2 separate regions of the Homo sapiens genome follow, and region 1 is linked to region 2. A link is an interaction called in ENCODE POLR2A ChIA-PET data of the cell type or tissue named here. Cell type or tissue: PC-9. All regions are shown on one strand.

Evidence for each region. Peaks named below come from ENCODE experiments on the same cell type or tissue, not always from the same donor. Only the 100,000 strongest peaks of a DNase experiment are listed, where the experiment ranks them.
Region 1: POLR2A ChIA-PET joins it to region 2 with 30 read pairs; 2 of 35 experiments call an interaction of 5 or more read pairs at or near these places.

Annotation. Positions count from the first base shown.
Region 1 is chr12:121,833,452-121,837,451 of GRCh38, forward strand. No RefSeq gene overlaps it. Among named protein-coding and RNA genes, the nearest start is that of TIALD, 21 kb to the right of the region's middle. In PC-9, no CTCF peak of the experiment used is centred here; no DNase peak of the experiment used is centred here.
Region 2 is chr12:122,109,332-122,113,331 of GRCh38, forward strand. All of the region lies in intron 1 of MLXIP (MLX interacting protein), which reads left to right. Among named protein-coding and RNA genes, the nearest start is that of MLXIP, 33 kb to the left of the region's middle. RefSeq lists an enhancer at 2,791-3,085. In PC-9, no CTCF peak of the experiment used is centred here; DNase peaks (open chromatin) are centred at 1,890 and 2,930; H3K27ac peaks cover 2,248 bases.

The DNA of each region.
Region 1 (4,000 bases), 280 kb before region 2:
TGGCGTCCACGGTAAATGTCTCCAAGAAGACGTAAAACCTTAGCAAAAAGCAATATGCCTGAAAAGACGCTGTACGTCACTTCCTACTGGAGAAATGTGAATTATCCCAGGATGCCGTTTCCCCCTGTCAGGTTGGCAAATATTAAAAGGTGGAGGAAACCCAATTTGAGGGAGCAGGAGGCTGGGGTACTCTCGTGTGTCATTAGGGGAAGCCAAAAATCACTGCAACCTTTAGGAGGAAAAATACCTATTAGTAATCATTATTTAAAATGCACACGGCCGGCACGGTGGCTCACGCCTGTGATCCCAGCACTTTGGGAGGCCTAGGAGGGCAGATCACCTGAGGTCAGGAGTTCGAGCTAGCCTAGCCAACATGGTAAAACCCCATCTCTATTAAAAATACAAAAAAATTAGCCGAGTGTGGTGGTGCACGCCTGTAATCCCAGATACTTGGGAGGCTGAGGTGGGAGAATCGCTTGAACCCAGAAGGTGGAGGTTGCAGGGAGCCGAGATCATGCCACTGCACTCCAGCCTGGGCGACAGAGTGAGACCTCGTCTCAAAATAAAATGATCAAATGCACACAAAAGTCTTGGCTCCGTTGTTCCACTGTGAGGAATTGAGCCTGACAGATACAGTGGGCAACAATATGAAGAAGAGTGTTCTTCGCAGCCTCATTTCTGGTATCAACGAAACGAAGGGAGAGTAAATTGTCCGTTCACAGTGGGCTGCTTTTAGGAATTGTGCATCCAGACAGGTGGACACTCCCGTAAGTGGATTCATGGGAATAGAGGGCTGAGGTCCGGGCTGAGCCAGGAAAGAGAAGGAAGTGTCTGGCCATTAATTCAATCAACCAATATTTATTGAGCACCTTGTATGTGCCAGGTACTCTTCTAGGCTCTGGGGATAGGAATGAAGGAAACATACTGTTCTTGAGGGCGAGCCAGACAAATGTGAAAAGTAAGTGCAATAGTAAGGAGGAATAAAGCTAAGAGAAGGGGGTGTAGCTGAAGGAATATACAATTTTACCTTTATTATTTATTTTAGAGACAAGGTCTAGTTCTGTCACCCAGGCTGGAGTGCAGTGGCATGATCATAGCTCACTGCAGCCTCGATCTGCTGAGCTCAATGATCCCCCCACTTCAACCTCCTAAGCTGATCAGGGCCATAGGCACACTTTACCATACCAGCTAATTTTAAAAATTTCTTTTCTTTTTTTTTTTCTTGAGACAGAGTTTTGCTCTTGTTGCCCAGGCTAGAGTGCAATGGTACAATCTCGGCTCACTGCAACCTCCACCTGCCGAGTTCAAGCAATTCTCCTGCCTCAGCTTCCTGAGTAGGGATTACAGGGATTACTAGGATTACAGGCATGTGCCACCAAGCCCAGCTAATTTTGTATTTTTAGTAGAGATGGGATTTCTCCATGTTAAGCATGCTGGTCTCGAACTCCTGACCTCAGGGGATGTGCCCTCCTCGGCCTCCCAAAGTGCTGGGATTATAGGTGTAAGCCACCGCGCCAGGGCTTTTTCTTTCTTTCTTTTCTTTCTTTCTTTCTTTCTTTCTTTCTTTCTTTCTTTCTTTTTTCTTTTTTTTTCTTTTTTTTTTTTTTTGTTGTTGTTGTTGTTGAGACAGAGTCTTGCTCTGTCACCCAGGCTTGAGTGCAGTGGTGCAATCTTGGCTCACTGCAACTTCTGCCTTCTGGGTTCAAGCCATTCTCCCACCTCAGCCTCCCGGGTAGCTGGGACTACGGGCATGTGCCACCATGCCCGGCTAAGTTTTTTGTATTTTTAGTAGAGATGGAGTTTCACCATGCTGGCCAGGCTGGTCTCCAACTCCTGACCTCAAGTGATCCGCCCGCCTTGGCCTCCCAAAGTGCTGGGATTCTAGACATGAGCCACCGTGCCCGGCCTTTTTTTCTTTCTTTTTTTTTTTTTTTGAGGCAGTCTCTCTCTGTTGCCCAGGCTGGAGTGCAATGGTATGGTCTCGGCTCACTGCAACCTCTGCCTCCCAGGTTCCCAGGTTCAAGGGATTCTCATGCCTCAGCCTCCTGAGTAGCTGGGACTATAGCTGCGCACCACCATACCCAGCTAGTTTTTTTATTATTAGAAGAGACGAAACCCTATCTCTATTTTTTATTTTATTTATTTTATTGAGACAGAGTCTCACTCTGTCGCCCAGGCTGGAGTGCAGTGGCGCAATCTCGGTTACTGCAACCTCCGCCTCCTGGGTTCAGGATATTCTCCTGCCTCAGCCTCCTGAGTAGCTGGGATTACAGGCATGTGCCATCATGCCCGGCTAATGTTTGTATTTTTAGTAGAGACGGGGTTTCACCATGTTGGCCAGGCTGGTCTCAAATGCCTAACCTCAAGTAATCTTCCCGCCTCAGCCTTTCAAAGTGCTGGGATTACAGGTGTGAGCCACCTGTATCCGGCCAATTTTTAAATTTTTATAGAAATAGGGTCTCACTATGTTTCCCAAGCTGGTCTTGAACTCCTGGGCTCAAGCAATCCTCTGGCCTCGGCCTCCCAAAGTGCCAGGATTATAGGTACGAGCCACTGCGCCTGTCTTCATCTTCTCTCTTGAACTTGCTCTCCTGTCATATTTTCTACTTTGGTCAATGACACTTCTGTTCTCTGCCTCCACCCACCGCTGCCTGCCACTGACCACCTAAGCTCAAAGGCCAGGGATCCTGGATTTAAACCTTCTCTTTCCCTCCCTTACCTACCAAATCTGATGCTTCTTCCCTATTCCTCAAATCCATCCACCTCTTCCTCTGCTCCTCAGTCCCAAGAGATAACTCCTTTCTTCATTGCCTCTATTGTATTGTGGGGGCCAAAATGGGAGCCCCTCTCCAGCTTCTCAGGAGGCTGAGGCAGGAGAAAGGATCACTTGAGGCCAGGAGTTTGAGGCCAGCCTGGGAAACATGGAGAAACCCTGTCTCTACTAAAAATACAAAAATTAGCCAGGCGTGGTGGCATATGCCTATGGTCCCAGCTATTAGGGAGGCTGAGGTAGGAGGATCGCTGAAACTGGGGAGATCAAGGCTGCAGTGAACTGTGATCATGCCACTGCTCTCCAGCCTTGGTGACAGAGACCTCAGACAGAGAGAGGGAGGTCCCAGACAGACTTGGGTTCCCTTGTGGGCAAGAGCCCCTCCCCCCAAAATAAGACTATTCATATAGCATTGACTGTGCCAGCCTCTGTTTTAAACGTCTTTGATACTAGCAACAGGGCTAGGAGGAGGGTATTATTATAATTCCCACTTAACATAGGAAACTGAAGCACTGAGAGGTCAAGTAGCTTGCCATAGGTCACACAGCTACCACGTGGCTATCTGAGAGGTGAACTCAGGCAGCCTGGCTCTCTAGTATGTTCTCAGCTAGTGGGTGTCTGCTCTGCATGCTTTATTTATTTATTTATGTATTTATGAGATGGAGTTTCGCTCTTTTTGCCCAGGCTGGAGTGCAGTGGTGCGATCTCACTGCAACCTCTGCCTCCTGGGTTCGAGTGATTCTCCTGCCTCAGCCTCCCGAGTAGCTGGGATTACAGGTGCGCACCACCAGGCCCAGCTAATTTTGTATTTTTAATAGAGATGGGGTTTCACCATGTTGGCCAGGCTGGTCTTGAACTCCCGACCTCAGGTGATCCACCCACCTTGACCTCCCAATATTTATTTTTGAGATGGAGTCTCACTCTGCCACCCAGGCTAGAGTGCAGAGGCGTGATCTCGGCTCACTGCAAGCTCCACTTCCCAGGTTCAAAGGATTCTCCTGCCTCAGCCTCCCGAGTAGCTGGGATTACAGGCACCCTCCTCCATTCCCGGCTAATTTTTGTATTTTTAGTAGAGGCGAGGTTTCACCCTGTTGGGCAGGCTGGTCTCTAACTCCTGACCTCAAGTGATCCACCTGCCTCAGCCTCCCAAAGTGCTGGGATTACAGGCATGAGCTACCGCACCTGGCCATATGTGCCCAACTTTCTAAAATGTTGACTCAAATTTGTTTG
Region 2 (4,000 bases):
GTGTTGGGATTATAGGCATGAGCCACTGTGCCCAACTACTTTTTGTATTCTTAGTAGTGATGGGGTTTTGCCATGTTGGCCAGGCTGGTCTCGAACTCCTGGCCTTAAGCGATCCACACTGGGATTACAGGTGTGAGCCACCGTGCCTGGCCCAAATTGTTGCTTTTCACAGACAGGAAAGAAATGTAGATATATGGAATGCTGACAAAGATGTAATCCGTTCATACGTCTCAGGAGAGACAGAAGGGCTGTTTGACCTCAGATGGGTTGGCTGAGGAGATTTGCAGCATGTCTGAAATACAAAAACTGTTTCTACAGCTTGCCTTCGATTTAGAGTAGGCTCCAACTCTTCTGCCCATCCCAAACTCCTTTGCTACTTGGAAGGTTAATAAGTTGACTAAAAAACACCCATGGGAAGAGGATGCAAAGGAGAGATTTAGGTTGACAACTGATTCTCAGTAGCAGATGGGAGAAAGCATCTTTAGCAGGCAAAGGGAAAATGGATTTTATTTTGGAATTTCTATTATGTGATGAGGGCAGTACAAAGTTGTTCGTATGCTTTTTTGAATCCTCTTCCTCAAATAAGCCAGAATCCTGTGGTTGCAGTGGGTGTTACAGGATCCAGCTATTCTTCCTTTTGCCGAATGGAAGTGGGTGTGACCCCAACGCATCCCTGCTCTGGGTGCCTCTCATTTTTATTCTTTAGGGCCAGGAACTCTCTTTCTGGGGAGGGATACAATTCCAGACCCTTAAAACTGAAAATAATTGGGAACAATCTTTACTGAATTATCTCTTGTCTCAAAAAGGGAAAAACCTATTTAAAGCCTATTTAGGTTTAGGGTCAGGTACGGTGGCTCACGTCTGTAATCTTAGCACATTAGGAGGCCGAGGCAGGAGGATTGCTTGAGGTCAGGAGTTCGAGATCAGCCTGGGCAGCATGGGGAGATGCTTATCTCTCTTTTTTTTATTTTTTGAGACAGAGTTTTGCTCTTGTTGCCCAGGCTGGAGTGCAATGGCGCGGTCTTGGGTCACTGCAACCTCCGCCTCCTGGGCTCAAGCAATTCTCCTGCCTCAGCCTCGTGAGTAGCTGGGATTACAGGTATGTGCCACCACGCCCGGCTAATTTTGTATTTTTAGTAGAGACAGGGTTTCTCCATGTTGGTCAGGCTGGTCTCAAACTCCCAACCTCAGGTGATCCACCCGCTTCGGCCTCCTAAAGTGCTGGGATTACAGGTGTGAGCCACTGCACCTGGCCTGGGAGACGCTTATCTTTACCAAAAAAATTAAAATTTAGCTGGGCATGGTGGTGCATGCCTGTAGTCCCAAATTCTTGGGAGGCTGAGGTGGGAGGATCACATGAACCCAGTAGTTCAAGGCTGCAGTGAGCTATGATCATGCCACTGCACTCCAGCCTGGGCAACAGAGCTAGATCCTGCTCTTCAAAAGAAAAAAAAATAAAAAAAGGGCTGGGCGCAGTGGCTCACGCCTGTAATCCCAGCACTTTGGGAGGCCAAGGTGGGCGGATCACGAGGTCAGGAGATCGAGACCATCCTGGCTAACATGGTGAAACCCCGTCTCTACTAAAAATACAAAAAATTAGCCGGGCGTGGTGGCGGGCGCCTGTAGTCCCAGCTACTCAGGAGGCTGAGGCAGGAGAATGGCGTGAACCCAGGAGGCGGAGCTTGCAGTGAGCCGAGATGGCGCCACTGCCCTCCAGCCTGGGTGACAGAGCAAGACTCTGTCTCAAAAAAAAAAAAAAAAAAGTCTATTTATAGGTCTTGGCTACCTGGCGAGTGTTACCTTATCCTTTTAAATGCATCAGACAGCTTCAGATTTCTTTGACTTGTAAGTAGGCTGTGTAGCTGGCAGTGCCTTGAAATGACTAATAGTGGTGATAATATCAAATTTGTTTTTTGTCAGTCTTCATAGGTGCTTAGAAACATTTGCAAGTATGATCTGTTTTTATTACATCTCTGGTAGCCAATTTCTAGAGTCTTGACTCCAGGTGTGTACTCTGGCTAGAGAATGCTGTTCCTTGATTTATTGCCTCTTTAAGCCAGGTGTCTGCAATTGGGTAGAGTTTTTCATTCTTTACATAAACATTTTACCTTGGTGAATATTTAAACCAACTACCAACTGAATTACCTTTTTATGAAGGTGCTAGGGAAAAGCTGTATTCTTTGGGGACAGTCATGCTTAGTACTGAATATAATGGAAACCTTTCCCTGCTGCCTGTGGCTTAGCCGTTTGGTCAGGGTGAGGGTGGCAGCTGCCATATCAGCTAGGTGGGGCTATGTCAAACACAATAAAATGAGGATAGTGCTTGTGTTTGAGTGGTATAACTGCGTGATTTGGTTTTGTTTTGCTGTTTTTTCTTTCTAAATTTCCTTTTTATATTATTTAGAAATGTTAGAAAAATATGATCAGAAATGTGAAGGAGGTTCATGAAGCAAATTATAGCAAACCAGATAGCTTTGGATTTCTCTTTTTAAGTAGGTTAAGTAGTGTAAGTAGAATAACATTCCTTAATTTGGTATGGTGATGGCCCAATTTGAAGTGGGGTGCTGCCTACATTAATTGATTTATTAAACATAATCCCAATCAACATATTAAAATAGTTTTCTTTTTTCTTTTAGAATAGTTTTATTTTGAGATTTGTCAACATGGTCATAAAGTTCACTTGAAAGAATAGTAGGCAAGAATTCTAAAATTGTTTTAAAAGATGATGGGTGCTAACCTTACTTAGATAGTAAAGTATAGCACAGAGTTGTGGTGATTAAATTAGTGTGATGGCAGCACAGGATTGGACACAGGTCAGTGGTGATGCAGGGCCCAGAACAAGCCCTGGTATAGGTGAAGATGCAACATATGTTCAGAGAAGTGTCGTAAGTCATTGTGGGAAGATGAGACAATGAGATAACTAGTTGGAATTTGTTTTTGTGAGCTGTGTAAAGAACTAAATTGATTTTCTCCCCAGATGAATCAGAGTTATGTAAAAAGTGAAATCATTAAAAATGTATGTACAGGCCGGGCGTGGTGGCTCACGCCTGTAATCCCAGCACTTTGGGAGGCCAAGGCAGGCGGATCACAAGGTCAGGAGGTCGAGACCATCCTGGCTAACACGGTGAAACCCCATCTCTACTAAAAATATATATATAAAAAAATAGCCGGACGTGGTGGTGGCGGGCGCCTGTAGTCCCAGCTACTCAGGAGGCTGAGGCAGGAGAGTGGCCTGAACCCAGGAGGCAGAGCTTGCAGTGAGCCAAGATCGTGCCACTGCACTCCAGCCTGGGCAACAGAGCGAGACTCCATCTCAAAAAAAAAAAAAAATGTGTGTACAAAACCCATAAGAAACAACATCCAGAAGTGGTCCCAAATATATGTATCTATGGGAAGGGGGTGTATGATGAAGATGGACCTTTAGTTTAATGGGGAAAGATGGATTATTTAGGAAATCTTACCTAAAGCAGGATCCCTACATCATCCCTGTACATTCATTCCACCAAATAAATCCTAGTTGGCTTTATTGAATTGAATGTAACAAGGGAAGCCGTGAAAGTTCTAGAAGGAAATAGGTAAGTGTTTTCAAAGTCTTAGGCTAGGAAAAGCCTTGTTAAGTACGACACAAAAAACAGAAGCATAAAAAAAGGACTTCTAAATTTTGACTATGTTAATGAAAATTAGTGTTTATCACAGCATTGTTTATTTGAAACAGCACGTCTGTTAATATAAATGTATGTCTGTGGGGAAATGGTTAAGTAGATTATGATAAATGTGTACAGTGAAATATTCTGTATATAAAAATAAAATAATATAAAACTTTATTGGCATAAGATGTCTGTGACATATAAGTGAAAAATGGGTTATAAAACAAACCTGTTCCTACCTATTTAAGCATTATGTTATTCATATATATATGGATTTTTTGGTTTTTTCTTTTTGTTTTGAGACAGGGTCTCACTCTGCCACGCAGGCTAGAGTACAGTGGTGAGTTCACAGT